Linked DNA regions of Homo sapiens: region 2 is linked to region 1. A link is an interaction called in ENCODE POLR2A ChIA-PET data of the cell type or tissue named here. Cell type or tissue: GM12878. All regions are shown on one strand. Links, peaks and the distances in the headings refer to the core of each region. The heading gives the core; the rest is flanking DNA.

Region 1 (16,000 bases), core at 3,223-11,222:
TATGTTTGCATATGTTACACTTTACTGGTAATTTACATGATGGCTTTTAAGGCCCTGGGAGACATGGTTTTTGGAAACAAGATTGGATAAAAATCACTGCTAAGACGCAATACACCTTATTTTTTTGGTCCTCCAATAGTCAAGAAAAGGGATAATTCACTATAACATTCTCTTACCACCCAAATGCCTCAACTTATACATTTTAAACTTTTTTAAACATTGGTTATATTGCCCAACTTCGTTATTGAAAGAATATTAACAAGACATTATTTTGGCAAATTAAATCTTAAACATGGCTTTTCAACAGGATTTAAAAGGTGACTATCCCTAGAGTTCCATGTTAAAATGTAGTTTTCAAAATCTTACAAGAGTAATGCTTAAAATATTGTACATAGTTAACCTAATTAAAATAATTAGCTTCAAAATGACAAATTGATAAGCTAAGTAAAGCCTACACTATGTAACATTTGCTTGGAAACTTGATTTGTCAGTTATGCATAATAAAAATTCCAGTCATCAAGAAAATTACAAAATTTTTTATCATAACATGATTTCTTTCACCCACCAGCTTTTTTATCTTACAATAGATAAATACCAACATGTTCTCATTTTTACACTAAACCACACAGGATTGATGCATTTGGTTAGACTACCATTCGCATTGTTAAATTCAATTTTCTCTTTATATAACTTGGTAAAATTTCATTTCTTCTAGATTCCAAAAGTACCTACAAAACCCATGCAATTTTACCATTTTTAATATACTATGGAATATCATACAAAGTAAGGCATTTCAGTGTCATGTATAACCAAGTTACTGTCAATCCAAAAATTTTTGCACATCAATAAAAAGATATCTAAGAACTTAGGAACAATATTCTTCTCACTACTGTATAAAAATAACCACAATGAATAAGTATTTGTGTAATATTTACTCCATTGTCTCATTTCCAGAAACTGTGACAAGCTGTAAAGGTATTTCAGTGTTGGTAAGGATATCTTGATTGCTGGTGGCGGAAGTATTAACAGTTCCTATCCCTGAAACAGAACCTTGTTGAATATTTGCAAGGATAAGCGTTGTTCCTCCTGCAGTAATCAAAGTATCATCTCGCGCAGCTTCCACAGATGCCAGCACTGTACTGCTAGAGTGAATACCTTTTTTATTCTGGTGTGTTTTAATATGTTTGGCAAGGTGGTCACTTCTCATAAAGCGTTTTGAACATTCTGGACAAACAAATTTCTTCTCACCTGTTAAGAAAAAAATTAAGTTACTTGGTTTTAAAAATTCAACTTTAATAGCTCAATCATCTCCCCCAAAACAGAAAGTAAGTCAACGCTGACAGGTGAGGATGGGAGCAGGGGTCTATTAAAATTGTATTCATTTTACGAGCTACCCCTGCCAGATTTCTCTTACAGAATATTTCTCCTTAAATCTTTCATCTTTACTTTTTGATGACTAGCAGTCTTCAAACATGTATTATATAATAGATGGATATTCAAATAAGACTTTAATATCTCAACTACGCTAAGAGTTTGTTTGAAATACCTGTGTTAAGATGCCAGCTAAAAAATAAGCATCTATAACACACTTTAAAGTCTAAATAAAAGTATATTCTTTCACGCTATAATTAAAATACTAACATGCCATGTTCATGATACTAAACCTTCAACTCTTAAATATGAATTAAAGCAACAGGGTACTTCTAGATTAAAGAAATGACACCACAAGCTTGAGATCCAAAAAGAATGAGTAATCCTTAGAAAAATGAATCTGGCTAGCTGACTTGACTTCAGCTACAACAATCAAGAACAAGCCTAATATGTTAAGATGTTAAAGCTGTTAAAATCCTGATGCCTAAATTTATTTCCCAGCATGAATAAAGTAAGTTTAAATACAAAAGACAGACTGAACTTCTATTATGTTGAAGACCGACTCTGCAAGATTACCAAAAGAGAAGACAAAAGGCCAACCTAAAAGGAATTCAGAGAGAAATCAATAAAAATCAATCAATAAATCTAGTAAATATTTTCTTAATTCCTTTCTTCAAAAATGTCTTAGCTTGTATCCTTTGTTCTAGCACCTCTACTCTACATAGGTCTTTATCAGACCTCATGCTTGAACTATACTGCAGTCACATCCTAGTCTCTCTCTCTCTCCAGACTATCTTCCTTAAAGACCAAATTTTATTACATCAGAAAACTTCAAGATTATATTAAGTGATATGGAAATGCAAGGGTAACTTGCAGATGACGTAACAGTTTAGATGCTCCACTGCCTAATTTACAAGGACCTTTAAAGTGTGCCTCAATCCTACTTAACAGAAATGTTATGTAAAATCTCATCCTCATTCACCGCTACAAAAAAAGGTCTCTCACTTCTTCTATTAACATACCACCATTTTTCTACTAAAGTATTTCCCAGTTTCTCTTGTAACATTAGTCCTGAGAGGTACTCCATGGCAAACGGCACAAGGTTAGGAAATGCTACACACACATTACATCACTAACTTATAGATGCAAGCTGTCAATCTAGCATTTAATTTAAAGGTCCTAAGAGGTACTGCCTTGAAGGTACTTATACCCTCTTTGGCCCACTATTTCCTACACTTATTTGATCATTGACCTTTTTCTCCCTTTTACATTATTCCTTTTTACAACCTGCTGATAAAATCCTACTGAGGAAAATTCTGTTAACAGGGCCATCATAAGATCTATTATCCCATACTTTACTATCCCAAGCAGTAATTATCTCTGTTTCTGAGCCTTTTCAACAGCAGACTGCAACGCAAAATCTTTTATCTACCTTTTTTTTTTTTTTTTTTTTTTTGAGACAGGATCTCACTTTGTCACCCAGGCTGCAGTACAGTGGCATGACCTTGGCTCACTGCAACCGCCGCCCCATGGGCTCAAGCAATCCTCCCACCTCAGCCTCCTGAGCAGCTGGGACTACAGGTACACACCATCCGCCCGGCTATTCTTTGTCTTTCTAGGAGAGACACGGTTTCACCATGTTGCCCAGGCTGGTCTCAAACTCCTGAGGCTCAAGCAATCTGCCTTCCTTGGCCTCCCAAAGTGCCGGGATTACAGGCATGGGCCAGCACGCCCTGCAGCCTTATCTACTTTCTTAATTGTCTGTTGCAGTTTCATGTAGGTTAATCTCATCTGTCTACCTACCCAATGAGAGACAGGAACTAAAACTATTAGAGCATCTGTATACTACTACAGACTTCATAGGTAATTTTATACAATACTGAAGGCCAAAGTAGGATATGTGAAGCAACGTCAGAGATAGTTTATTCGCTTAACCTAATAGGGAACTTGGATTGGAATCCAGATGACTTCAAAATCCATGTTGTTCTCCATTTTACCATGCTTCTTCCAAGCTCTCTAGGGATTGTAAATACATAGTTTTCAATTCTCCAGTGTTGAGCATAGACTGATGAACACTTTAATCATTTACATGGTAGTAGGAAAAAACTATCTCTAAGTTAACACTGTTAGGTTTCAGTGTAGATCAGTCACAGGTCCATTTCATTTAACAACCACACAACACTATGTAAAAATAATATAATCAGAGAAAGTCTTCACATCAACATTGCCTTGGTTATTCCTCAGTGAAATACCTTTCCCTTACCTCAGAGATACTAAAAACAAAAGAAAAGGTGAAATGCCCAAATATGTCAGAAGAAACAGGAGTATTTTTTGTTACAGTGTTAAGAGGAAAGAAAAAAAATAGGATAGATCAAGAGTAAAAGCTGACAACTAATTAAAAATGTTAACAGAATAAAAATAGTATAAATGTGGTTTAAAGCATTCAATAATGTCAACAAAAGCCACCCAAAGTCTACTTAAATATAACTTTATTTTAGAAGATAAGCCAGACTGACTTGTTCTTTGGAATTTGTGTTATTAAGATGGTGTTACTAAAGGTAAAAATTGGATGTAATTCATTGTATTTTAAATCGATTCAGTTCAGTAAGGAATGCTAATAAAAAAGAAGTCAAGGCAGTTATGTAGCCCTATAATTCATTTTTGTCTGTTAAAAGTAAGTATTAGTAACCTGTATGTGTTCTTCTGTGCCTCTGTAATTCATCACTTCGAGTAAATCTTTTACCACAGTACATCCAGTTACAAACAAAAGGGCGTTCTCCAGAATGCCAACGCAGATGAGCTCTCAGATGTGAGGTCTTCCCATAGACTTTACCACATCCTGGTATATGACAAATGTGTTGCTTCTTTTTCCCAAGATTGGTACCTCTAAAAAACACACATAGAATAATATATACTTATATGAAAATATTCAAATGGACATTACCATTTACATCATATATCCCCATGTTGAATTTTAAATAGAAGACATTATCATTACAAAGTCAATCAGAAACCAAAACCATTTAAAATCAGTTTAAATGAAAATTTATGTATTTCAAGCATATACATTTTATATATTAACCTTACTCCAGAATTAATGTGATTGTTGTCCAAATGTAAATATGCTCAAGAATTATGTAATTAAAAGGACATTTCATATGTAAAGAATGTACAATAAAGCTATTTATTCTTCTATCAGAACCATTCACAAATTCTACGCATAAGCCTGATCCACTTAATTATATAGGAAACTAAATGTGGTCTGTATTCAAAAGTCGTCAGATAATCAAAAATATATTTAAACCAAAGAATGAATACGTAACTGATCACAGGTACAATTAAAAGATATAGGCAGCTTTAGCAGACTTTAATATGATTTAAGAATATTTGTTCATATTTGTGTGGCCACACTCTGAATATACACTGACTTGGAGAAAGCTTTTTTTTAAATCTAGTTAAAGCAATGGTCTGAACTCCCTTAGCATTAGATGAGATAAATACAAATCAAAATTATCTTTACATTTAAAATTCCCTTCATATTAACCATGTAAAAGATACCCAAAATTAGACACAAGAGATATAATAAAATACAGTTTTCTCCACATCACAAAATTGGACATTTATTACATTTCAGTATTTGATACCAAGAGCAGGGTTTAGAAGATATGAGATTAGATGGGTGAACAGAGGTATCTTAGCCTAAGCAAGAAGAAAACTTTTTTGATCCCAGAATTGATCATTTGAATAGTATTAAACACTACAGAAAATGTTATTTCTCAACCTTTTAAAATAAAAAAAAAAATTAGGCTTGTTACTGAATAAAAATAAATTAGTTTTTAAAAAACATGACACTTTGGACAAAACAATTTGTATAAACTTTACAATGTTTCTGAGTTTTTTTAAAAAAGTACATTTAGCCCCCTCCCCAACTCCCCTCCTCCCCCAATCTCACAGTTTAGGCATATCCTGTAAAACTTTCTATAGCCTGTAAATCCTCCTGTATACAATACACCTATCGTTTTTCAAATTTACTGGAAAAATGCATATTTCCCCACATTTATATTTTAATGTACTCACACTCAGTAGCATGTGAAATTGCCATAGGACAAACAGTGCTAAACGGTGCAGTGCTGGCTGTTAGATGCCATAGGTGTTCTGAACAGGGAGACATCAATGTGGGCTCCAGTAGTTAGAGAAGGCTTCGTGGAGGAGGTGGGTAGGATTTAGATAGAAAGGAGGGAAGGCATTCCAGGCAGAGGAATAGCATAAGTAAAGACAAGGAGGAGTCATGCTGTTGTCTCAAGGGCAAGGATGTCATAATCTAACACAATTCTAGTTTCTGCTCCAGTCCACCCCCAATTTCTACAACTCTTCAAAGAGCTGAGTTAAGTGAAACAGGTTTTTCTGGCTCCCTTGCAATGCCAAAGTCTTACTAACCAAAGCCAATATTGATTCCATTTAATTTAGATTTTTAAATTTATTTTATTATTTAAAAATCCCTAAGAAAAACAGCAATGTTTGTGGCTACTGGTGTACAAACCAATTTTACATATCGTGTTCACCATAGCAATTTCACAGAGAACCCAATTCAGTTCACTCGTGTACTCATTATTTCATGCCTCTCCTCTAAGCCTACCACTCAGGTCAATAATCAACGCGCTTTTACAAACTCAAAAGTGCATTTCACAAACTTAGCAAAATTTAGCATGGGAACACTAACAAAGCACAAGACTAACAAATTAACAGCAACAGATCTGGGTTCTCAAAGAAGCAAGAAGCTAGGGAAGGTATTTTTAACTGAATTATTAGGAAATAAGAAATATTATTTGAAAATGGGACAGGCATCTAGGAAAGAAAAAACATAGGGGCGGGGTTGCACACATATTTAAGGAAAAAGCTCAACATCCAGGCCCAAAATTCTATTTAAAAAGAAAATTTCATTCAAAGTAAGATATAGATATGGTAGATGTGGATTTACGGCATGTCATACCAAGGCTTGAAGGGAGAGAACTGAAGTGAATTTCTCAACAAAGTTCAGGAATAAAAGATTTAAAGTTTTCTTCTTGATTAATATCCACACCACTAATGCCTATAATATAGGAAAAACTAATAATTTTACGTTTTTATTCTTGAGTGTCTAAACTTGTTCCCAATAATTTAATAATGCTAAGATAGAGTGGAAGCTAAACTGTGGGTAGAGGAGTTAAGAAAAGTTAAGTAAATACACTCTCTTCTGCTCAGGGTGGGAAAAACAGGACATAAACTGAAATGCTGACAAAGAAAACAGATTGTGCACAATTTTAAAAATATGGACTGATGTTTAATCCATACAAAACCTATATAACAATCATGCCTCTAGAATGTATTTTACTTACAATTATTTGTCTCTCACTAGGTTATCTCTCACTAGTTTAAACAGTCTCTGAAAGCTGGTTCTGCTCAATAAATATTTGCTAAATAATTACAACTTTTAAATATTTTATATTTTACACCTTACTTTAAAAGGTAAACAAATAAAATTTACTTCTCTAAAGATGAATAAAATCAGTTCTCTAAAAATGCCATCTTGCCCATATTCTTTAAAAAAATAATGGTTGCAAAAAAAGACAAATATTCTAAAAAACTTTTTTAATTACTATCTGTATCAACTTGCAGAATACTTTAGAATAGTTTGGATTTACTACCTATGTTATGCTTCTATCAATTAGGTACAATTGTCATTTATACAAGTGTGTCTATCACACATATACTGCTTGAATTTTGTTCAAACAAGCTCTAAGAAACAATATAGTTTCTTTTCTTAGGAATCTCAATTTTTATTGCTTAGAATAAGTGAGCTATTAAAGAATGAAGTCACAAAAGTTCTAGAAAAAATATAAATGAACATTTTTATAATTCTCAGAATACGGAAAACTTGTAATAGCATGGTAACAAGGCATCTAATAAAGGAAAGGCTGACCAACTTTAATTTTTTGTGCTTAAAATGTTTGCAAGGTGTAAGTGATGGAACTGTTTCTTTACTTGTGTAATAACAATGCATTCTACAAACCACTGACAAAGGCAATGTAAAACTGGGAAAAAACATTTGCACGTGACAGAGTTACATAAATTAACAGATTTACAAAAAAAAAGAAACAATTCAAAAAATAAATTTTAAAATGGCAAAATAACATCCCCAAAAATGTTCAACCTCACCAAGTAATTTAAAAATATACTAAGACAATATTAAGGTATTTTTCATCTGTCAGACTTTCAAAGGTTAAAAATAATTGTAAAATTCATTGTTGGCAAAGGTGTGGGAAACTAGATACTCTCACACACTGCTGGTTAGAGTATAAACTAGCCTTTCTAGCAGACAATTCCCTTTAACCCAGCAATTTCACTTCTGCCAACTTATACAAATAAAATAATCAGACAAATGTGCAAAGACATACGTGTAAGATTATGACAATAAATTCCCAACAAAAGATGTTAAATCACCCTACATCCATACAATAGAATACAACAGAATACTATACAGCCATAAAAATGATTCAGACTATATAGACTTGAAAATATGGTCACAAAAATTCTCAAAACAAGAACAGACATATAAAACAGTGAGAATAAGATGATTCTACTTTAAAATACATGTAACATCTTAAAGGACAAACACAAACACATTACTAGCTTAACTTGAAGAGGGGTGAGATTTTGGTGTTTTTAAATGTCCTATGTGTCTACATTTTTATGAGCATGTTTTAGTTTAATAAACATAAACTAATTAAAACATTTTCATTTTAAAATAAAGAATAAGTGAAACAAAGGCCAGGCCTCCGTTAGATTTGACTTTTGTGAATAATTTATCTTAAAAGCCCCTCTAAAATGAGTTTCAGAAAAGTTACTGCCTAGTTAGAATTCACAATTTTAATTGACCAAAATATGTCAAAAAACAAAACTTTAAACTAATTACAATAAACATGAATACCTAAGGATCAGATGTAGAAGGAGAGTCACTTGGGAGGCAGTATAGTTTAATGGTTAAGGCTCTGGAGTAAAACTAGGTCCAAATCCCTGTTGTGTGTGCTCTTAGGAGTCACTCAACCTCTCTATGTCTCACTTCTAACACCACTGGGAATACGGTAAACTCTCAATGTTACCAGTTGTTAGCAATTATTATTACTGGAAAGGGCTGGCCAATGTGCAACTCAAAGGCAGATAGAAAAGCTCTATTAGATCAAGTTTGTTAACTCTATTAAAAGTACATTTTATCTACTTAAACAGTGCATTTCTAAGAAAGGTATGTTAATTTTCACCATGACAAGGGATTTGGTTAAGTATGGCTTTAGAGTTCTATCCGTTTTTGCTCTATATATTTCAAAGCTGCACAAAAAAGGGACCGTGACTATTAAATCTTCTTGGTGGAAATTTAATATTATTAACAAGAAATACATCTCTGTCTTATTTGGGGCTTTCACCTCAATTCCGTCTCGTGTGATATATTAACACTGCTATCCAAGTTTTCTTTTTGTTAATACTTGCCTGATAAATCTTTTTCCATCCCTCATCTTCAATATTCCTGTGCCAATTATTTCAGGTGTTCTTTATAATTAACATCAGTCTGGATCTTGTTTTTTTTTTTAAAAAAAATATGATCTGAGTCTCAATCTCTTCATTATTAAGCTTAGTACATCCATATTTAACATAATTTCTGATCATTTTGAGTTTACTCCAGTCATGTTATTCTGTCTTAATGTTTACCTTTAAAAAGACTGAACTGAAATACAATCCCATTTTTTAAAAAATTCAATCTATTAAGGCTTATTTTTCACTTCTAAGAAAATGGAAATACTTATGCTTATCAGCCATTCCTGAACTTAATTTTTACGTAACTACTATTCTCAACCTAAAAAATCAACTTTTTATCTATATTTAGGCAAATTCCATTGCTGGTTTGCAAACAGGCTAATTTCTGATCAGTGTGGGCCTGTTAAATGGCATCTGCTGTACTATTTTTGAAACAGCAAACTAATAATTTTAGTTTAAAAAACATTGAGAACTGAAAATCCAATTCCATATATTTTGTTCTCTAACTTCTGCCACACGCATACACACACACCAAAAATGATCATGTAATAATTTCTCATAATTAAATGACATAGCATGCAGTATTTCAAAAATCAGAATGATATTAGCACTCTTAAAAATATATATGTGTTTCATGTATGCATACCTTCCACCACCTTCTTTACAGTTGGGACAGGTGCAAGCTACCCTCCGAAGTCTTTTTCCTTCTTGATGTTGTTGGTCCCCTTCTTCATCTACCACCTGTACTCTTAAGTGTGTTAGGTCATTGGTATTCAAGGTAGAATCACCACTGAGCTGCCACTCTTCAGGATCAGGTTCTTCTTCCTTGATCCTAATATCTAAAGGGAAAAAAAAACCAAATACAGATGAGAAGCAACCAAATGGCCCAAAAAGACAGCATGAAATTACATGTCTTCTCCCAATGTTACAACTTTGCATGCACTACTTCTCTTGCCTAGACTGTTTTCCAGTTATTTTGTTCCTCATCTAACTAACCTCTATTCTTCAAGACTAGTTGGAGAGTAATCTCCTGTATAAATGCTTATAGTAGAATTAATAACATTAATTAGTTCATATGTCCCTTTAGATAATAAATGCTTCACTCAAAGTTCTCGGAAAATACAATCTCCCTAAATGAACAAGTCTTCTGTAAGAAGGAACTTCCAATATAGGTAATAATCTACCTGGAAAAACTTTCTCCTCTACTTTTCTATGCCTTTTATGTGCAAATAATACATAAAGAGATGTTACAAGATTAAGTCAGTTCATATAGATGAGACCACAAAGTGCTCACTAAAGACAATAAATTAATTGCCCAAAAAGTGTTATACCCAATGTCTAATCACTGCACTCATTCATACACATCTGGGTATACTTTCAAATTCTCACCATAAAATCAATTAATGTAGTAAGCCCTAAATAATTCTCCTTTGCATACCAACTTAATACAGATACTTTAAAAATAAGTCTTCAGTACCAGGCACTTAAGTTTACATCTTCCTTGGTATCTCAGTATAGATGACAGGAAAACACTTTTTTTTACTGTGCTGTATTAGTGTCCTACATGGTGGCTAGTTATTCTTAGAAATCCACTATTTATAAGGCTCAGGAGAAACAAAAGTAATAATCCATCAAAATGACCCATAAAAGTAAGAAAAGGTATTCAACATTGTTAAATATCAGGGAAATAAAAATTTAATTCACAATGAGATATCATTACACACCCACAGAAATGACGAGAAATTTTAAAACAGACCGTACAGACTGTTGGCAAAGATGTGGAACAACTGAAACTCCCACAGTGATGGTAGGTGTGTAGATCAGTACAACCACTTTGGAAACTCTTTCATCTGTATCTTCTAAAAGTGAACCTATATATACCCTATAGCTCAAACAATTTCCCCCTAGGTACACAACCTACAGAAATGCATACACTTAACACCAAAATACAAGTACAAAATTTACAGCAATGTTATTTGTAATCACCCTAAACTAGAAAAACTCACATATCCCCTAGTATTGGAATGGAAAAACAAATCATATTTGTTCATACAATGGAACATGTTAAAACAATGAACATTAACAACAACTTACATGCAACAGAAATGAATCTCTCAAAGCATTTCGAACAAAAGAAGCCCCCCCGCACCCCCTATGTATTCCCTTTATATACAGGGAATGGGATCGTGTATGATATTTATATAAAGAAATTTTCATTTATATAAGATTCATAACAATTGGCAATTATTCCAACCATATGACACGTTGGAAAAGGCAAAACTATGAAGACATTAAAAAAGATCAGTGGTTGCCAGGAATTAAAGGGGAGGGAGGGATGAATAGGCACAGCACAGACGTATTTTCATTTCAGAGTACTGAAAATACTATGTATGATGTAATATAGGTGGATGCATGGCATACATTTGTTCAAACTTACAGAATGTATAAACACGAAGAGGGAACCCTAATGTAGAGTATGGACTTTGGGTGATAATACATCAAGCAAATTCATCAACTGTTAACAAATGAACCACTCTGAATGATGGGTGATGTTGACATAGGGAAGGGTATGCATGTGCAGGGGCGGGGGGTAAGGTATATCTCTATACTTCCTTTCATTTTTACTAAGCATCTCAACTGCTCTTTAAAAATTTATTTATTTATTTATTTATTTATTTTTAAGCAGAGTCTTGCTCTGTGGTGGCGTGACCTCGGCTCACTGCAACCTCTGCCTCCCGGATTCAAGTGATTCTCCTGCCTCAGCCTCCCGAGTAGCTGGGATTACAGGTGCCCGCCACCATGCCCAGCTAGTTTTTGTATTTTTAGTAGAGACAGGGTTTCACCATGTTGGCCAGGCTGGTCTCGAACTCCTGACCTCAAGTGATCCACCCACCTCAGCCTCCCAAAGTGCTGGGATTACAGGCATGAGCCACTGAGCCCAGTTTAAAAATAATTATTTAAATGTGAAGGGAGTAGGTGCTCCATGGGGATAGAAGAGTGGTGACTGCCTACTTTTGAGGGACATATATGACTGAGTACAGGGAGATTTCAGGGTTGCTGGTAATATCCTATTTCTTGATCTGGGTGGTAGTTTTCCTATGTGTTCATTTTGTAAAATTTCATCAAGTTATATACATTTGATCTCTACATTTTCTGAATGCATATTGTACTTCAATATAAAGATTATTATAAATTAAATATTTTAACGTAATTTATAGGTGATTACTTAGGAACTGTTAAAGACAATTTTTTTGCTTTACCTCTAGTTCCCACATAGTTGACTAAACCTTCCCCCATTTTTATACAAATAATAAAATGAGTGTGTCCCACAAATTAAATTCATAATATGAAATTTAGAATATGATTTTATTCACTCAACAACTATATGTATGGCTACGATGTGCCAGTCACTGTTCTAAGTTCTAAGGATAAGGCAGTTAGCAAGTTAAAAGTTCATGCTGACTGGGCAGGGTGGCTCATGCCTGTAATATCAGCACTTTGGGAGACCGAAGCGGGAGAAACGATTGAACCTAGGAGTTCAAGACCAGCCTGAGCCAAGAGAGAGCGGTCCCGTCACTATCCAAAAACAAACAAACAAACAAACAAACAAACAAACAGGCCAGGCAGGCATGGTGGCACATGCCTTGTGGTCCCAGCTACTCAGGAGACTGAAGTGGGAGAATCACTTGAGCCCAGGAGGTTCAGGTTGCAGTGAGCCATGATCACATCACTGCCCTCCAGCCTGGGCAACAAAGAAAGACCCTGACACAGTTTAGATATTTGTCCCCATCCAAATCTTATGTTGAAATGCAATCCCCAAAGGTGGAGGTGGAGCCTGGTAGGAGGTGATTGGATCATGGGGGCGGATTTCTCATAAATGGTTTAGCACCACTGTCTTGGCACTGTCCTTGCAATAGTTAAGAGATCTGGTTTAAGTGTGTGGCACCTTCCCTCCTACTCTTTCTCTGTCTCTCACCTCCCTCTACTTCTACCATGTGACGTGCCCATTCCCCATTTGCCTTCTGCCATGAGTAAAAGCTTCTTGAGGCCTTCCCAGACCCAGATGCCAGCACTATGCTTCCGGTACAGCCTGCAGAACTGAGTCAATTAAACCTCTTACAAATTACCCAGTCCCAGATATTTCTATATAGTAATACAGGAATGGCCTGACACAGTCTTAAAAAGAGATGATAGTGGCCTGAAGCTAAGGTATTGAGGAGGAGGGGTAGAATTGTTCAGTCAGAAAATATGTTTAAAGTAGAGTCAAAGACATCTGCTAACAGATTGATAACAGGTTATCATGTGAGGAGCAAGAACAGAAAGAAGTTAAAAACACTCCCAAGGTTTTTTTTTTTTTAAATCCTGAGCAACTAGAAAGATGGAGTTGCCATTAACTGAGATATGGTAAACTGAAGGTAGAAAAGATTGCAGGGGAGGGGTGCCAGTCAGGGGCCTATTTTGAAATATGAAAGTTCTGAATGCCTATTGAATATCCAGATGAAGGTGTTCATCAGACAGTCAATGGGTTTGGAGTTCAGGTAGAAATCTGGCCTGCCAATATCAGCATATACATTAGGCATTGAGAGTCATCTGGAATATAATGTAGACAGGAGGAAACCCTGCAGCACTCCAAAATTAACAAGCAGAGACTAAAAAGAACCAGCATAGGGGACTGAGAGTGCCAGTGAGATATGAGGAAACTGGTGTCCAGAAACCAAACTGAAGAAATCATTTCGGGAAGAACTTAACTGTGTCAAATACTTAAAAAGTCAAGTAAAATAAAGACTAAGAAATGATCCTTGGATATAACATTGTGGTAATCACTGGTGATCTTGACAAGAACTGTGAGCACAAAACCCTGCCTAGTATAGACTCCAGAGAGTGGAAGGAGATGAATTGTAAACAAGTACAGGTTAACTCTTTCCAAGGGTTTTGCTATAAAAGCAAGCATTATAAAATTGGCAGTACAGTTCCTAGGTTAGCCCACAAGGGTAGATTTGACACATAAGGGTACCTGAAGTATTTGTAAATCAGCCTTTATATTCTGTAGCAATAGTGCATGCTAGCAGTATAAAGAAATGAATGTGCTGACTTAAATTTGATTAATATTTGAGGAAAAGTATGCAAAAAATTTAAGCAATGAAAACAGAAATTCAAGGAAATGTGTATGACACATTTAAGAACTTTATAAACAGCACTGTTTTTTTATGTCTATTCTCCACCTCAAAATGTTTAAGTTTCCTTTTCATTTGATGAGTTATTGCACTGACAGTATCTCTGTCCTGTGATTATGGCTGTTTTCAAGGCCTACCAATAAAACAAGCTTGCGAAAGGGGTATGTACAAAAGAAAAAAAAATTCTGCATACCTGGGCAAGAATTGAAGAGAAAAAAACAGAAAATTTAAATAATGAAATATACACACACACCCACACACACAATATGGTTACAAAGATAAGGCTAATTTTCAGTATTAGTTAAGTATCAATAACTCAGGGCATGCCTAGATTTCTATTAAAAATATTACAAGAAAATCCTAAATACCTCTTCCTAAAATTAACTGCTAATTATTTATCAATAGAGCTAACAGAACATTTAAGATAAATTCTTAACCAACTTATCAAGTCTGGAACACGCATACTTAATTTAAATAGCTAACATTAGATAAATATGAATTACAGTATGGTTGATAAAATGAGACATTATCTTTTATCAATAGTGTGCCATTAAGATTTTGTTGTTCTTATCAAAGTCTTTCATATTCTCTGCCTTCAACTTTTTTAAGCACTGAAGTAATTTGATTCTAAATCAAATTTGATTTAGAATCAAATTACTTCATTTGATTCTAAAAGTTTATTTTATTTACATTTTCCCTTTAATCAGCTTCACCTGCCATAAAAATCATCTAACAGAACCACCGGATAATCCTACAATATCTCATGTATTATAAAGTTTCATTATTCCTCAGATTCCTATGGATATTTCAGAGGTACCAAGTTTTTTTTCAACTTTTCTTCTAAGGGGATAGTTCTAAATTATAGATATGAGTTCCTAAAAATATAACTTCACTAATGCTAAAAGAAGTTAACACTTTAGGGGTTAGGTTTTTAAAACTAAATGTTATCCCCTTACCAAATATAATAATAATTTTAAAAATATAGATGGATGGTTAATCACCATCTCTGCTTTAACATCAAGCAATCTCTTCCCCCAAATGCCATCTCCTTAGATTTGGATCATTACTCTTCTATAAACTGCTCCTTTCCTCCCATTTGAAATTAATCTTTTATTAACCTTTCATTTTTATAGCAGTTTTCCAAATTATTTTATATACACATACATATGAACATAACCAGAAATGACTGATTTTCTAATATGTATTACAGAAGATCTCATTTTATAGTCTTACCACAAATATGTGAGAAAAAGATGATGTGACCTGTAATTAGTAAACTGACTAGCGAGATATTCACTTCACCTTATTAAATCTGAAGTACTAGTTAAGCCCCTGTTAAGGGGACTCCTACTCTCTCCAATGATGAATATGATGGCTAAACACATAAGATAAGGATTTACTACTTGTAGAGCACTATTCTAAGTGTTTACATATATTAACTCATGTCATGCTCCCAACTACGCTGAGTTTAATATTATTTTCCCCCTCCTTTCTAGATGAGAAAACAAAGAGGTTATGTAGTTTGCCTGAAGTCACACAGTTGAAAATGGATGGAGCCAGGATGTAAGATGAAAACTGTGCAAAACCATATTGCAGATATTGCTAAAGATCAACTCCCTACCAGGCCAGTTCATTCATAGGAACAGCAGCTTTAAGTTAGCTTCCCTGTATATAAATATATGCAATTTTAATTAGTTTTAGTTTAATTAAATCAAATCAAAGTGAGTTTAAAAATCTAGGAAAGATAAAGAAACTTTAGTACATACATAGACTATTTTTTCTTTGTTTGAGACAGAGTGTCACATCGCCCAGGCTGGAGTGCAGTGGCGTGATCTCAGCTCACTGCAACCTCCACCTCCCAGGTTCAAACTATTCTCCTGCCTCAGCCA
Region 2 (16,000 bases), core at 4,345-12,344, 74 kb after region 1:
CCCACTCCCACCCCACTACCAAGCTTCTGGTAACCACCATTCTATTCTGTTTCTAGACTTTTTAAGTTAGACTTTTTAAGATTGCACATATAAGTGAAATCATGCAGTATTTGTTCTGTGCTTAGCTTATTTTATTTAACATAATATCCTCCAGGTTTATCCATGTTTTCACAAATGACTTTTCTTCTTTTTTAAGGCAAAATAGTATTCCAGTATGTGTGTATATTTATATACACACACAACGAAATGTGACATATATATCTCTCACACACACATTTTCTTTATCCATTCATCCACTGATGGACACTTAGGTTGAACTTAGGTTGATTCCAGTCTTGGCTGTTGTTAACAATGTTGCAATGAACATGGAAGTGCAGGTATCTCTTTGACACACTGATTTCATTTCCATTGAATAGATACCCAGAAGTGGAATTGCTGGATCACATGGTAGTTCTATTTTTAATTTTTTGTAGAACCTCCATACTGTTTTCCACTATGACTGTACTAATTTATATTCCCACCAATAGTATACAAGGGTTCCCTTTTCTCCACATCCTTGCCAACACTTGTTATCTTTCATCTTTTTGAATAAGAGTCATTCTGACAGGTGTGAACATAGCTTGCTTTTGTATTATGAATCAAGGGATCTTAGGAAGGTCGCCTTCTCACATTTTCCCCAGAATATCTCCCTTCCACAAACTCACCATAAATGTTTTGTTTCTGAAGTGTCTGACCCAGTATCTAGTAGAGTGGGTATGTGTGAGTAACTGCAATAATTCTTGGAAAGAACTGAGATGTATGAACTAGATGTCTGTCCTCAAGTCTTCAGAGATACAGATTATCCTCTGGAAACAAAGGGTACCCACAGTTTTGCCTGGATTGCGCTTTCCAGTTGAGAAAGGGGGTCTTGGTAGAGAAGAGAGCCCATATGGCCTTGATTAAGGTGGGAGCAGATGATGATGGGAGGAGGTGCTGCTGGTGCCTTAAACACATGTTTACCCTCTCTATTGGGTAATCCAGCTTTGGTCCTGAGGGAGCTACCACACTGATATTCAATGGTATAAAAAATAGTAACAGGGATGTGGTTTTCACCCCCACCTCCTCACTATTCCCAAAAGTTGGTCTAATTCTAAAACTACAAATCAGAACAACTCAACATGCAGTCAGCAACCCCAGGTCACATCCTTAATTCCAAAAGGCTGCAGCCTAGCCCTGTTCAATGCAGCTGTGTTATAGAAATATTTTCTTTAACACTTGTAAACTGCCTTTTTTCTAGAGTTTCCTTGTTGGTGACCTTATTTTGCCATCCAGTTTCAGTGTAAATGCAGCACGGAAGGGGAGTGGGAGGGATGTCCTAGCCTGAGCCAAAGCCGGGCTCCAAGCCAGGATACAGATTCGTCTGGGCATGTCTGATGGGCTTGCCAGGAGTATCTCAGCATGAGGGATGGAGGAGGCCCATAGAAAATAACATCCTAAGTCAGTAGGTGTGGAGGGATGCATCACAGGTATCAGAATCACCAGGAAAACATTAAAAAATGCGTGTACCCTGCAAACTACACTCCTCATTCTGGTCGTGTGTGTACATGTGGGAACACTCTAGTGAGGAACCCTGCTTTAGCACCAAAATTGGCCCTAAGAGTTATGCAGATCAGTCTGCACTAGAGGCACTGAGAGCTCCGAGAAAACAATGTGGCTTCTGTGCATAGCAAGCGTTCCCAAGCCACTGGCAGTGTGACCTTGCTACGTTGCTGTGAACACCAATAGCTTCAGTGCCTCAGGTACAGTCTGCACCAGGATGCCTACACTAGAAACCATGGACCACTGGGAGTTCAAGAACAGGCTGCAGGGGTCCATGAACTCTGGAAAATTACATCAACTTACTGGGTATATGTTTGTATTTCTGGGAAGAGATTCAATAGGTTTTGTCAGATTCTCAAAAAAGAATGTAATCCTCAAAAGGTTGAGAACTACTGCCCTGGCAACTGCCAAAAACATACTGAGGAGAGCAGATTTTGTAAGATTCTGAGAATGCTATGATGGTAAATCTTGGCCAAAGCCAGAAAAATGTTGCTTTTTCATCTAATGTGACTTATTTTTACCTCGAGGCATCAGTGACCCGGCAAAACATTCGTTACGCGAAATCGCACCCATCTTATCCATGCTTTAAGCCCACTTTAAATGCTTCCACCTCCTCCCTAACCCAAATCATTGCTTCCTTGCCTTAACCTTGTGTATCTCCTTTGTAATAATACTTTTTCCCTAGTATGAGTACATATATCATCTCTCTTCTACAAACTATAACTTTTTTTTTTGAGACAGGGTTTTACTCTGTCACTCAGCTGGAGTACAGTGGCATGACTGTGACTCACTGCAGCCTCGAACTCCTGGGCTCAAGCAATCCTCCTGCCTCAGTGTCCTAAGTAGCTGGGACTACAGGCATGTGCCACCATGCCTAGCTAATTTTATTATATTTGTAGAAACAGCGTTTCACTATGTTGCCCAGGCTGGTGTCAAACTCCTGAGCTCAAGCAGTTTTCCCATCTCAGCCTCCCAAAGTACTGGGATTATAGATAGGAGCCACCAGGCCTGGCCAAAGTATAACCTTTAAGAGTAGGAATTATGTTTTATCCATCTTCTTTCTATCTTACAGTGTCTAGCATAGCACATTTACTTAGTTATCATTGGATGAGGAATGAACAAGTCATAAATCCATCCATCTGCCAGACCTTTTTACTCTCTCTACTAAAAACAACTAATCTTATTTATTTATTTTTACTTTTTATTTTATTTATTTATTTTTTTGAGACAGGGTCTCACTCTGTCGCCCAGATCTCAGCTCACTGCAACTTCCACCTCCCAGTTCAAGCAATTCTCCTGCCTCAGCCTCCTGAGTAGCTGGGACTACAGGTGTGCGCCACCATGCCTAGCTAATTTTTTTAATTTTTTTTATGTTTTTGTATTTTTAGTAGAGACGGGGTTTTGCCATGTTGCCTAGGCTTGTCTTGAACCTCTGAGCTCAGACAATCTACCCACCTCGGTCTCCCAGAGTGCTAGGATTATAGGCATGAGCTACTGCGCCTGGCCTAAAAACAACAAATCTTATTTCCTTGTAAGTTATGTATTTTAAATATATTCCTTATAACCTCCATTGTCCTAGTTCTTTTATTTACTTATTTACACATCATCCAATGTTTGCCTGCCTTATCTGTTTACTCAGTTGCACGCTGCTTGGAGGAACAGGATCCCATATAAGCCAAACTATGGAAACCTACATGCCTCTTGGGAAGAACGCACAGGGCTAACCAACATGTCCGATATCCTGGAGTATGTGCCTCACAGTACAGACACACCACGAGGAAATGTTTCATAAAACACAGACAGAACAGAGGCTGGTAGGAATGAAAAAAAAAAAAAACTACTAATGTAGGAATTAAGCAAAAGAGGCAAATCATCAGGTTATGGAACTGGGTTGCAGATAAACCAAATGAAGAGAAGCCTGAACCTGTCTGAAGGAGAGGGCCGATAAGGCGGCCCAGCCTCAGGGGGTAGAGCTCAGCAACAGTTCAGAGCTTTGGCATTGGCCCTGTGCAGGTTTTGCAGGAGCTGCCAGGTTTTTTCTAACCCTATTACCATATTTGGTTTGTTCCATATTTGTGTCAGGCTTTTCCTGTGTTCAAAAAGACCTGACTGCCGCTATTACATGTAAAATGTTAAGAAAATCATTTTATGTACTCTGTTTTCAAAGTAGAACACAGAGTATTTTTAAACTGATCCGAGCACATTCCTGATTATCAAAGCAGCAGAGGCACAAAGATAGGGTGGCTTTCTTCTCTTTTTCTCCTTTTCTTCACAGTTTACTATTTGTTACTTACATATCCACTCACATATCAACACACCCTTAGTTCTGTACAATCAGTGTCTCCAAAGGTCAATATGATCTTGGCGACCATTTCAGCTTACTGACTGAATTGTATTACAGCATGATTATACACAAGATGTTGATTAACTGATAATGGGCAGAGTCATAAATGTCAGGCCAACCATTCCACAGGCAAGGGTCAATGCAAGTGGTACAAGGCTACACCATTTAGTGGCTACATGGATAGTAGCTTAGCTAGTGATTCTAAATACACCACAACTACACAGAGATCAGCCCTAGGACTCAGGGTGATTTTAGAGTGAATGCAGTTAGGTAAGTCAGATAATCTCACATTGCTCATTTAGCTTATCATAAGTTTATTTATTTGTCATTCAACAAGCAGGTATGGAGTGCCTATGTGTGGAAACCATCATTAAATGGAACAAAAGTCCTACCTATTAGAATGAAGTTTACATTCCAATAGAGAAGAGTCCCACGTGGGCATCATCTGTCAATCCTGTGGTAGTTGTGCATTTTCTCTAAGTCTCAATTCTTGGAGGTTATTACCTTGCTTGTCCCTGGTATTTGTATCTCTGCGCCCCAAATGACTTTGTTTTCAGCACCTTGGGTATTTGGAGAAGTAGGGTCTCTGCATTTCTGGGCCCCAGGTCCAACCCAATCCTCTCTTATGTGTTAAAGAGGCCCCTTTCCTTACTACCTCAGGGGCTTCTTAAGCTCTTAGGCCTCGGCCTTTAGGGGCTTGTTAGGCTCTGGCCCTCAGGGATCTCTGACTTCTCCCAGAGACTTCTAGGACAGAGGCTGAGAAAATATGAGTGGGTCCAGCTTAACCCACTTACTTCCTAGATGAGGAAACTGAGACCAGAAAAGCAAAGTGACTTGCAAGTGTCACACAGAGAGATGTAGATGTGTCTGTCCCCTGCTTCCTTCCTCTCAGCCTAGTGCTTTTCTGTCACATTAGATGACATGCCCTGTGAGGTCTAACAGAAGTGCCAAAGGTGGCTGAAGAACAGAAGTGACTACAGCAGGATGCGTGATCAGACAGAGCTCATGCTTAAGAGTACAATAGAGAGGACTGATTTCTTGTTAGATGGGAAATCTTGAGTACTTTGGTATCACATCTTCTTCATCACCCCAAACAGGATGAAATCAAGGCAAGGAAGCTGGTGTTGGGTGTCCTGAAAGCTGCTGCAGATATAGGCCAGGCAATAGTTAAGTTAGAATTTAAAAAACTTTGTTCCATCAACTCATCCATTTATATGCTTTCGTAATTGTTTACCCAGTTTACTAGGATGAGCCAATTTCGAAAGGGTCCAATGTTGTCACAGCTGGGCTGGACTATGCTAAGAGGAAAGAATTTTTCTAGATCTCATTCAATATTGGGACCAGGAACAACAGCTGCCTGAGCCAACAGTTCTGATGAATATGGGACAGAGAGAACTGAAACCATGGGAAGCTTAAGCTTGCTTACCATCTGAGAAAACCCTAACAAAATTTAAAACTTTAATAAGAAACCATATGATCCAAGATACCGACACTCATTAGCTTTCAACTGTCCTTACCAATGAATCCATTAGCAATTAAACAAGACCATGGGTTTCGTGTTAGATTTAATTTCTTCAGGGTACCAGTTTTATGGCTTGGGGCAAGTTCCTTAACTTTCCTGAGGCTTTTCTACCCACGAAGTGGAGATAATAAAACTTCTCTGATCTTCCTCTCTAGGTTTGTGAAAATTAAATAAGCAAGCATATGAACACTTTTTATAAACTGTACAGCACTGTAAAATTTTAATTATCATTATCAATTAGCATTTAACTATAAAACTTCCTTAATTAAGCTCAATTTTAAATTTAGTAACAACATGAACTTGAAACTATGCTTTGGGGGGCTTACATGTTACCAATGTCAATTTTTTTTTTTCTTTTGAGATGGAATCTTGCTCAGTTGCCCAGGCTGGAGTGCAGTGGCACAATCTCGGCTCACTGCAACCTCCGCCTCCTGGGTTCAAGCAATTCTTCTGCCTCAGCCTCCCAAGTAGCTGGGATTACAGGCGCCCACCACCATGCCCAGCTAATTTTTGTATTTTTAGTAGAGATAGGGTTTCACTATGTTGGCCAGGCTGATCTCAAACTCCTGACCTCAGCCTCCCAAAGTGCCGGGATTACAGGTGTGAACCACCATGCCCAGCCCCAGTGTCAATATTTTAAAATTCAAAGAAACAAAACAAATTCCTTCAGGTATAATCATGTGAATGAAAATAGTCTTTCATTCATTCATTCATTCTTTTTAAATAAATATACAATTTCTTTTCCTTATCACAGAGAAAGTTAAAAAGAGAGCCACTAGGGTGAGTTTGTTTTACACACTTTATGGAGCAGATAACGTATTGTTTACTCAATTGCTGAGTTCTGGAGGAGAACTCCAATCTGAATTCTACTCAGTATTAGCTACCTATCCTTCAGGGCCTCACACTTGGATGACTTAAGAAAATCTTGTTCCTTCAAACCCTGTACTTTTATTTTTTACCACGGAAATGTTTATTCCTCTGTCCCAAATTGCATGAAAACCTTCTTTGCTGAGATAAGCAAAGCTTTGCCACTTTTGGTAGCTTTAATCAAAAACTGATTCTACAGATTTGGCTGCCCAGACAAGTTGACTGATGGAAAGATATTTATTAACATGCACAGGACTGAGGGATACCTGTACAATGTAATAATTCTTAAATCCACATCTGCCAACCTTTAAGGCATAATTAACGTTGTTTTATTTTTATTTTTTATTTTCAAAACTGTACCCTGTACAACACCGCCCTTGGGTGTTAGTGGAGAAAATGAACACATTGTAACAAATAAAATATTACAGAACAATAATAGTTTTCACTAATAAAAATGAGAACCCATTAAACAGTCTTATTGCCAAACTGCTGGGGGAGAAGCAAAGTCCTTTAACCACTAAGACTGGGACACAGTAGAAACAAACTCTTCCAAGCAAGGTAGGATGGCGCGTGCCTGCAGTCTTAGCTGTGCGGGAGGCTAAGGTGGGAGGATAGTTTGAGGCCAGGAGTTGGAGTCTGCAGTGAGCTATGATCGTACCACTGCACTTCAGCCTGGGTGATAGAGCTAGACCCCATCTCTAAAAAAAAAAAAAAAAAAGAAGGAAAGAAGAGAAAGAAAGAGACTTTTCCTAAGCAATGCAAGGGACGTAGGAGCTGGTACAGGGAAGAAAGGCTGGAGGAGAAAAACAGCAAGCTTTCTTAGGAACAAATGATTTCCCAGCCAGACCTACAAAAGGTTCTTGAGTACGGTAATGAGCCAGAACTGCCTTGATGACTGCAGATGGGTCAGGTCTTATTTGATGCTTAAGTGGTATAGTCCAACTTTAAATCTCTAACTGAAGACTTCCCTGTTTAACTTTCCCACCAGACTTACCTGATGTTATCGCTCTCATTTTCCTAAATAGGAAAAGGCCTATATTATTTTAAAACTTAAATAAAACTAATCTAGTCCATATATACAAATCACAACAGTGACTGAGAACATATATTATAAACCAATGCACGCATACATACAAATACACACACACACAGTATACACACACACTCAAATGTGTATATCCATGAACTTACAGGCCCTTCCGAATATCTGACAAACATAATAATCTACTGGCCAAAATACAGAGCCAGTCCACTAGGCGTCCTTAAAATAAGAGTGTATTCTAGTTTTTCTTCAAGCCTCTACAAAGTTTTGCATTGCTATCAAAATATTTTTGGAAATTCTGTAATGTTTCTCCTTTTCCCTTGGCTTCTTATTTCTGGCAAGGACTAAACCCCAAAATATCTTTCCTCTGGGACACTGAAATAACTGTCCCAACGCAGCTGCCAGAGCTATAGCTATTCAGAGATTTGAGACAGATTTCCAAGGAAGGCCACTTGTAATTTTAATTGTTTGAGTCAAAAGACCAACTTTCTGAGATGTTCAAAGAACAGGTGTATGAGAATTTTTAGTCTTTCTGGATGCTCTCATTTTCGTTCATGATTCTATCTGCTGTTTCACTTCTGTTTCATCCCTCCTTTTGTCTTCATCCCGCCCATCCTCTGGGTTTTATTTTAGACCTAGAAAAAAAGTCAGCCACCCCCCTCCCTCCCAGTGCTCTGAAGTAGTATTTCTCCTCTGCCGACTGCTCAAAAACTTTCTTGCTGTAATGATGCCACAGAATTGGGGTCTTTGTACCCAACATCACCTCCCTCAAGTTTAGGCCAAGGAAGAGGGTGTATCTGGTAGATAAAGGGAGGAAGCAAGCTGTCTCTGCCAACAAGCACAGCTGCTTGACCAGCCCAAACTGAGAGGCCTCCTGCAGATGAATAAGGTTCAGACCCATCACACAGCACACAGGAGACTTTCCTGTGCTTATGCCCAAGCTACTCACCTTTAGGTCGGTGCTTCTCATCTCTGAGAGTTGTTTTTAAAAATATCTTTGTCAAAAAAAATGTTTTAAACAAAACCTTTATTTAGACCCATTGAACCAAATCTCTGGGCCTCGGCCTGAGCGTTGCAATTTTTTTAACAGCTCCCAGATGATTCTATTGTGCAGCAGGGTTAAGAACCACTGATTGAGATTCCGCTTGTGGAAGTTATCCAACCCCGAGCTTACTCCCTTCCTTCCAAATACACCCCAGGAGATTCCTCTGCCTGTTCTCACACTAAAGATTTCTGGGAGCCAGGAAATAAAATAAGGCGGCCTAGGGAATGCAGTTAGTTTTAGAAAAGAAGAGGGTTGAAAAGAGAGGGGGTGCCACGGAGTGGAGGAGGCTGTGTTTGTGGCTCTCTCCCTACCCCTCTGTGGATGTGGGCTGCACACAGCTGGTGTAGATAAGGCTACCACCTCTCTCGAGGACTGGGCCTCCGAGGATTTGAGGATGAGATACTATAAGTGTCAGCATGCTCAGTTTCTTTCCTGCTGGGGTGGGAAAAGGGAAATCATAAGTGCTGGAGGATGCTGGAGACTCGAGAACTGTGATGCAGAGACTCTAGGGAGAAGAACATGATCCCCAGCCAGCAAAGGACAATTTAAAAATTAAGCCGGGTGCGGTGGCTCAAACCTATAATCCCAGCACTTTGGGAGGCCAAGGCAGGAGGATTGCTTGAGGCCAGGAGTCTGCAACTAACATAGCAAGACCTCATCTCTACAAAGAATACAAAAATTAGCCAGGCAAGGTGGTGCACACCTGTAGTCACAGCTACTTGGGAGACTGAGGTGGGAGGATTGCTTGAGCCCAGGAGTTGGTGGCTGCAGAGAGGTGTGATTGAACCACTGCACTCCAGCCTGTGCATCAGAGACCTTGAGTCAACAACTAAAAAATTAAGTCCCACCCATGCCAAATTATTAGGATACAGTAACGAATATGATTTTCCATGCAGAACCCAGCTTGAGAGCCACAGAGCTACTGCACTGACGCATCCACAACGGCCAGAGACTCTGCTAGCCGAGGAGGAAGCAGCTCTCAGAGCCCAACCCACATGGTCCCTTCAGACCCTCCAACTGTTCTCCATGCAGTTAGGAAAGAATAAAGAAGTCCCCTCTTGGGGTCCAGAGCTTAAACGAACCCCCAGAAATTCTAGACACCCCCTGGTTGCTTAGGCAACTGGTGGGCACCATCCAACACTTCCAGGCCAGTGACTCTGCTGGGAGAGTGGCTTGCCCTGCTGCTTAGCTTTTGCTCAGAGAATCCTGGCTCTCTGCCTGCCTGCCTCTGGCACGTTCACAGCTGCTGTTGCGCTCTTGGCTTATTCTGTCTAGAGGTCTCCCTGCCTCCACCCCTCTTTTTTCCCCCCCTTTCTCCCCAGATGTCTCAGTGTTTATGTGGGAAAGCATGTTCGTAGAGCCTGTTAGAGACTTTCGAAGTCATGCCTTCCCCTGCAGCTTTGGGAGTCCACCACGTCTAAGTAATGTGTAAAGGGGACTGAACAGGAAGGTGTATTTTGCATTCTCTGGGTAGAGTTGCTAAATGCAACTCTGGGTTTCCCCTGGCACCGTTCTCTGATTCGTGAGCATCCAAAACTCAGGTCCTTGCCCTCAGAACAACCAGCCAGATTAATGCAGACGTGCAATATGGCTGAGTTCCAGCTATGGAGGAGCAAGGGTGTTTTACATTTTCTTGTCCAGTGAAAATCCTCCCCATTCTCACAACCTTGGTGCCTCCAATTTAATGATGTTCCATTACCTGGAATTTGGGGTGTGTTTCTCTTCTTTTTTTCCAAAAGAAATTCAAGCAAAGACCAAATGCAAGTGAGTGATCTCAGATAATGAACTGCCAGGGCTTGTGCCAGATGCTGTCCCACCGTCAAACCAGCATGCGTCAGTCCGTGCTGGTCACCACAGCTTCTTACTGCAGTCAAGCCAGCCAGCCCAACTCCCCTGGGGCTGGGAGGGCCCTTAAAGCTTCAGGATAATATTGGCAAATGTGTGCACCTCCCAGCTTTAAGAACAGTTTTGTTTTGTTTTTTTAAATAAAATTAATTCATGCAATCTACTGCATTTGCACTCCAATCCAATAGTCAGACCAGGACACGCCTGAAAGGCTGAATCTGATGTAGCTTCAAAAGGTGTCAGAGCAATCACATACCTAGGATGGGGAGCGTGACTGCCCTAAAGGTAAATCTTCCTCCTGGAGGAAACTGGCAGGAAATACCCTGCCTAGAACAAATACTCCTGCTGCAGGGATTTCTTGCCATTTTCATTTTTAGAAACCAGAAAAACATGAAATGTGAAAAGGGCCCCAGTTCTAACCATCTTACTCATACCTGGCCACAAACAAAACTAAGAAATGGGCCAGGAAGGTAAGTCCAGGTTTTCAGCCCATATCTGCACCAAAGGCAAGGACCCAATCAGTGCCACCCTACTCCTCAGCCCAGGGTAGACTAAAGCCGCTCTGGGGCACACGCATTACTGAAATCTCTTCATACAGGACAGCAGAGCAGAGCAATCAGAGAAGTATGTCATGGAGTCAATATAATAATCATCACAATAATAGTAATGGCCACTAGGATTCTTGTCCTACTTCTACTCCTTATAGGCTTCGTGACCTTGGGCAAGTCATTTACCGTTTCTCTTTGTTCACCTGTAACATTGTAACATTGTCATAATTATCCGTTCTGCCCTTGTCCCAGGCTGGTCTTAAGAACAGGATGAGGCCAGGCACAGTGGCTCACGCCTGTAATCCCAGCACTTTGGGAGGCCGAGGCGGGTGGATCACCTGAGGAATTTGAGACCAGCCTGGCCAACATGGTAAAACCCATCTCTACTAAAAATAGAAAAAATTAGCCAGGCGTAGAGGCGCGTGCCTGTAATCCCAGCTACATGGGAGGCTGAGGCAAGAGAATCACTGGAACCTGGGAGGTGGAGGTTGTAGTGAGCCAAGATGGCGCCACTGCACTCCAGCCTGAAAAACAAGAGCGAAACTCCGTCTCAAAAAAAAAAAAAAAAATGAACTGGACGAGATTGTAGGATTAAAGTTTTTTTGAAAAGAAAAAGTTCATTTGTAACCTATTTAGAATATTTATTCTTATTAAGACTACTTAACACCAAATAAGTATTTCAAAAGATACCACACCTAAATATCATACCTATGGACAATATCTTAGTTATCTACTGATGACTAAATATGCAGAATTTGGTGGGTGCATCTGCCATGTTGTATTTTTCTTGTAATATTCCAAACTGTTACTGGAGATATGCAAATAGCCTCACTGCATAAAACCCATGACCATGGCATTTGCTAAAGTGGGCTTCTACCTCGTGGTGTGGTGTAGTTTCAAGGGTCCCTGAGGAGTGCTCTGCACAACTCTGAGTGGGTGGTACAAGTCTTTAACTAGACCACATAAAAATTATATATATTCTCATGGAATGCAGCTATCTCTATGATTTGTGAGTAGGCTGCTCAATGAGTTCAGAAAAACATTTCCCTTCAGCTCCAGCTGGCAAGATGTCAAGATTGAAAAACATTTTCTAGCTCTCCTTCTTGCCCCAATTGGGATAGATGACCCTAATTCTCACCACCCCATTTCCTTAAGCCATTAGCAGTGATTGAATCTCTGCCCATCCCAGTGAGCCTCATACAGATGATTTTAATGCACAGAAGCACCCATAATAGAGAGAACTATGTTGTGAAACTTCAAATTTACTTTTAATTCCATCTTTGACAGACCAAATTGAAGCCGTGGGTTATACTTTGATATGACCACTTAACGCTATCTAGAAATTCATGCCCCCTCCAGTTTGTAAAAGTTTTCCTCTCCTATTAGCCTCAGATTAGATAGAGGCATCTCCTTTTCTATCTTAATGGCTTTCAGTTCACAGAATGAGTTCATCTGGCCTGGGAGAGGGTATAGAAAGAACAGCCAGAAGCTGGTATCCCTGAGGAACTGGGGATCCAATAGGAGAGATGAGACAGTGAAGTGTCCTCTTACTGGGCATGCATTCACTATGCATTTGTTAAGTACTACGGAGCAAGGAAGGAGTTTCAAGAGACACACAAATACATCACAAGCAAAATTCACTCGTTCTTAATTAGCCAGGCATCATTTATTCTGCTGTAAGTTTTTAGAGAAAGAAAAGTTAATAACAGCAATATCACTATTGATTATCTCTCTTTATCCTCACAACAAATCCATGAGGTACCTATGATCCCGATTTTATAGATGAGGTAATGGGAGGCTTAGAAAGATTGGGTACGTTGCCCAATATTCCACAAGTATTCGGTGGCAGAGCAAAATTCTCACACTAATTTATCTGATTCCTAAGCCTTTACTCTTAACCAGTACACTTGGCTGCCTTGCAGAGTCAGGGAACCATTGAGAAGTTGAGGTTTGAATTGGCTCTTGAAGGCAGTCTATGGTTTGGATCACCTTGGATTGAGGTAAAAGGAGAGACATTCAAATTGCCTAGATTATATCCCCAGAGCTTGAAACACTGCCTAGTATATGGTAGGAGCTCTATATCTACTGAATGAATGAATGGGTGGATGGATGAGAAGAAGCATCAATAGAGTCATAGAGATGGGGTCAGAATCATGGAGATGGGACCAGGATGGAGAGCAAGGACTGGGAAAGGGAAAATGAGAGCCTGGAATGGAAAGAGGAGTCAAGAGACCAGTTTGAAGCACAGTGTTCATTCTGGTTGGGAGTAGGAGCTCAGGTCACCTAAACCTGATGGACCACTTGATGGAAGGCTTAGGACACTAGGGTGAGAAGTCTGGATTTCGTTCTATGGATTGTTGTCAAGTTAATTTCTAAAGAGATGCCCAATAAGGTGAAAGCCATGAATTAGAAGGATTAATCTGGTTCTGACATGCAGTGGGGGCTAGAAGTGGAGGGACCAGAGACCACGGGACTAGACAATGAGTGTATTGATCAGGTGAGAGCACAGGGGAACATGCCTGGGAGGACCTGGGGAGCTCTGATTGGTAAGCCAGGGTAAGAGTCAAACACAGACTTGTGTCTTCGTTAAAGAGACAAGAGAATTGGGCATCCAATTATGACTGAATCACTTACAGCAAGTAGAGGACAGCAGGGAAACATGCAAGCTATCTTCCTCACAAGAGCACCTGGATACAGAGATAATTTGAAAATATTCAGCTCAGTCTCACTACACAAATAATTACTTTGAAAAATTTTTGGTCATCAAGTCAAAGGAACCAGCCACTGGTCTAAGCAAGTGATTGCAAATGCTTTTAATGATCTTCACTGGCCTAGAGAAAAAAACCCTCAAATTAGAGCAGTTCCTTTCTCAAACTTAGGTGCATCCTCTTGCTAATAAGAGTCAAGATCCGTAAGGCAGCCCTTACATGGAAACTTCCCCAGCCACATGGCAAACTTTGGTGAGAACAATGGCAGAGTGCACTACTTTTTGGGAAGTGCCACAGTGAGTTCAGCACCAGGTACACAGAAATGAGTGGTTCACAAATATATGCTGCCTTGACTTACTAGTAACTGAGAGAGCTTCCTCCGTATGTCCTAAACAAAGTTGACACTTAGCTGCTTCCATAAACGCTCAAAGAATGACTGGAACCCCAAACATTTGTGTTCCAACACCAGTACTCAGACTATACTTTGATCACATACACCCACAGGGATTTTGTCTTTAAGAAATGCACCTAAAAATAATAATAATAAAAATAAAAGGAAATGCACCTTAGGGTTGTTGGATATTGGTAGTGTTCTATGATCTGAAGAGGATTTGAAAGTGCAGATATTTAGATGTCCATCCAATCATTCAACAAATGTTTACTGTGTGCCTACTACAAACCAGGCACTGTTTATGGCACTAAAAATATGTCAGTGAATAACACAGGCAACCCTGCCTTTGCGGAGGTTACCTTCTAGTAGAAGGAGACAGATAATAGCTAGCAAATGTAACAAATAAGTAAATTCGTAGGTTGGAAAGTGATATGTGCAATGAAGAAAAGCAATAGAGTGTAGAGGCTGCGTGTGATATCACAATTTTAAATAAGATGGTCAAAGTAGGCATTGATTGAGATGTGACATTGATGAAAGACCTGAAGGAGACAAGTGTCTATGTTGCTACTTATACTTACATTTAAAGTCCTTCCTAAAACTTCAGACTTAAGGCAAAACCAATGCATCAGCTTATATCTGGTATAAGCAAAGTTGGGGACTTGCCCTCTTATCATGAAACTAATCAGACACATATTTTATCCACTTGCATTTAACAACAAAAGCCATTAGAAAACCTAATTTTCTGAGGCAGAATGTGTTAAAATACCAACCCCCAAATCCTTTTGGTGTAACAAAGCTCCCCTTGTAAAAACTCTGGCCCTACTTGTTGGTGCCACTCTCTCTCAGGTACCATTCTTTCTCTGAAGACAACAATAACAACTGCTCTCTTATCAAGATTAAAAACAGAAACCAAATTTTTGTTGGTGATAAACAGCCAACAGCTAGTCTAAGCATTAATCCAGTAGTGTATGAATAAGTTATGAAAATTCTCTTTGCCAGAAAAACAATCAACTGTCTCACTGCTCACCTATCAGCCTTTATTTCCTACTAGGTACTATATTTATGGCTCCTATCTAGAAAAAAAGAAGTTGGGAACAATTCAAGCTTAAGTGCATATTATTGAAACTGTAAATCTCTATTCCAGATTGTAAGCTATTATCATATACTTATTTTTAAGACTTTCAGATTCCAATGTTTCTCAAATGCAGAAAATTATCTTACAAGTCAGCAGGTCAGGGTTTGATCTTGAACAGAACCAGTTTAGAGAAAGTTCCCATGGGGAGCTTTCAAGATTCCTGAACTACAACACATGTCTGAGAAATTAGAAAGTCCACAGCAAGTTTCTGTTACATGGATTATAACTGAGTTTGTGAGTGGTTGGTGTTCGCTGCCACTAAGTGGCCTTGCTCAAAGATTCTGCCCCAGGCCTCGTGTGGTAGCTCATGCCTGTAATCCCAACATTTTGAGAGGCCAAGGTGAGCAGATTGCTTGAGTTTGGGAGTTAAAAACCAGCCTGGGCAACATGGTGAAACCCTATCTCTACAAAAAATAGAAAAATTAGCCAGGCATGATGGTGTGCACCTGTAGTGAGGCAGGAGGATGGCTTGAGTCTAGGAGGTGGAGATTGCAGTGAGCCGAGATCGCACCACTGCACACCAGCCTGGGCAACAGAGCCAGATCCTGTCTTAACAAACAAACGAAGACTCATCCCCAACACCACCCCACGTGTCTACCGCCTGCCTGCATGCTTCTGGCTGCTCAGCTGTCTGCACTTCTGACTTTGCTCAACACAGCTCCGGCCTTTGCCAATCATGAGCTGCCAAGACTAGAGTGTGTGGCTGAAACACTTGAACACTCACGTGAAAGAAACTCAACTTCTGCTTTTGGGTAATTTGCTGACAGTTGCTTTATTTCCTTTTCTTCTATTAAGCAATTCTATTTGCACAGAAAAATATAATCAACAAGTGATTTTCTTAAGCAAAAGCATAAAACAATGATAATAAAATAAATGATGACAAACTTTTACAGAACCTACTCTGTGCTCACGGGCACACTTGGCAGTGTGTTGTGAGCCCTTTCAGAGGAGAAATGATAAAGAACTTAAATTTTT

Evidence for each region. ChIA-PET counts read pairs that join two places held together with the same protein. Peaks named below come from ENCODE experiments on the same cell type or tissue, not always from the same donor. Only the 100,000 strongest peaks of a DNase experiment are listed, where the experiment ranks them.
Region 2: POLR2A ChIA-PET joins it to region 1 with 5 read pairs; 3 of 35 experiments call an interaction of 5 or more read pairs at or near these places.

Annotation. Positions count from the first base shown.
Region 1 is chr2:173,909,010-173,925,009 of GRCh38, forward strand. SP3 (Sp3 transcription factor) reads right to left here. Exons shown (of 7, transcript NM_003111.5): 5 at 9,584-9,776; 6 at 4,061-4,257; 7 at 1-1,248. The coding sequence ends at 932. Among named protein-coding and RNA genes, the nearest start is that of SP3, 48 kb to the right of the region's middle. In GM12878, for the core only: no CTCF peak of the experiment used is centred there; no DNase peak of the experiment used is centred there.
Region 2 is chr2:173,981,806-173,997,805 of GRCh38, forward strand. No RefSeq gene overlaps it. Among named protein-coding and RNA genes, the nearest start is that of SP3, 24 kb to the left of the region's middle. RefSeq lists a silencer at 10,944-11,117. In GM12878, for the core only: no CTCF peak of the experiment used is centred there; DNase peaks (open chromatin) are centred at 8,101 and 9,866; H3K4me3 peaks cover 1,430 bases; H3K27ac peaks cover 3,114 bases.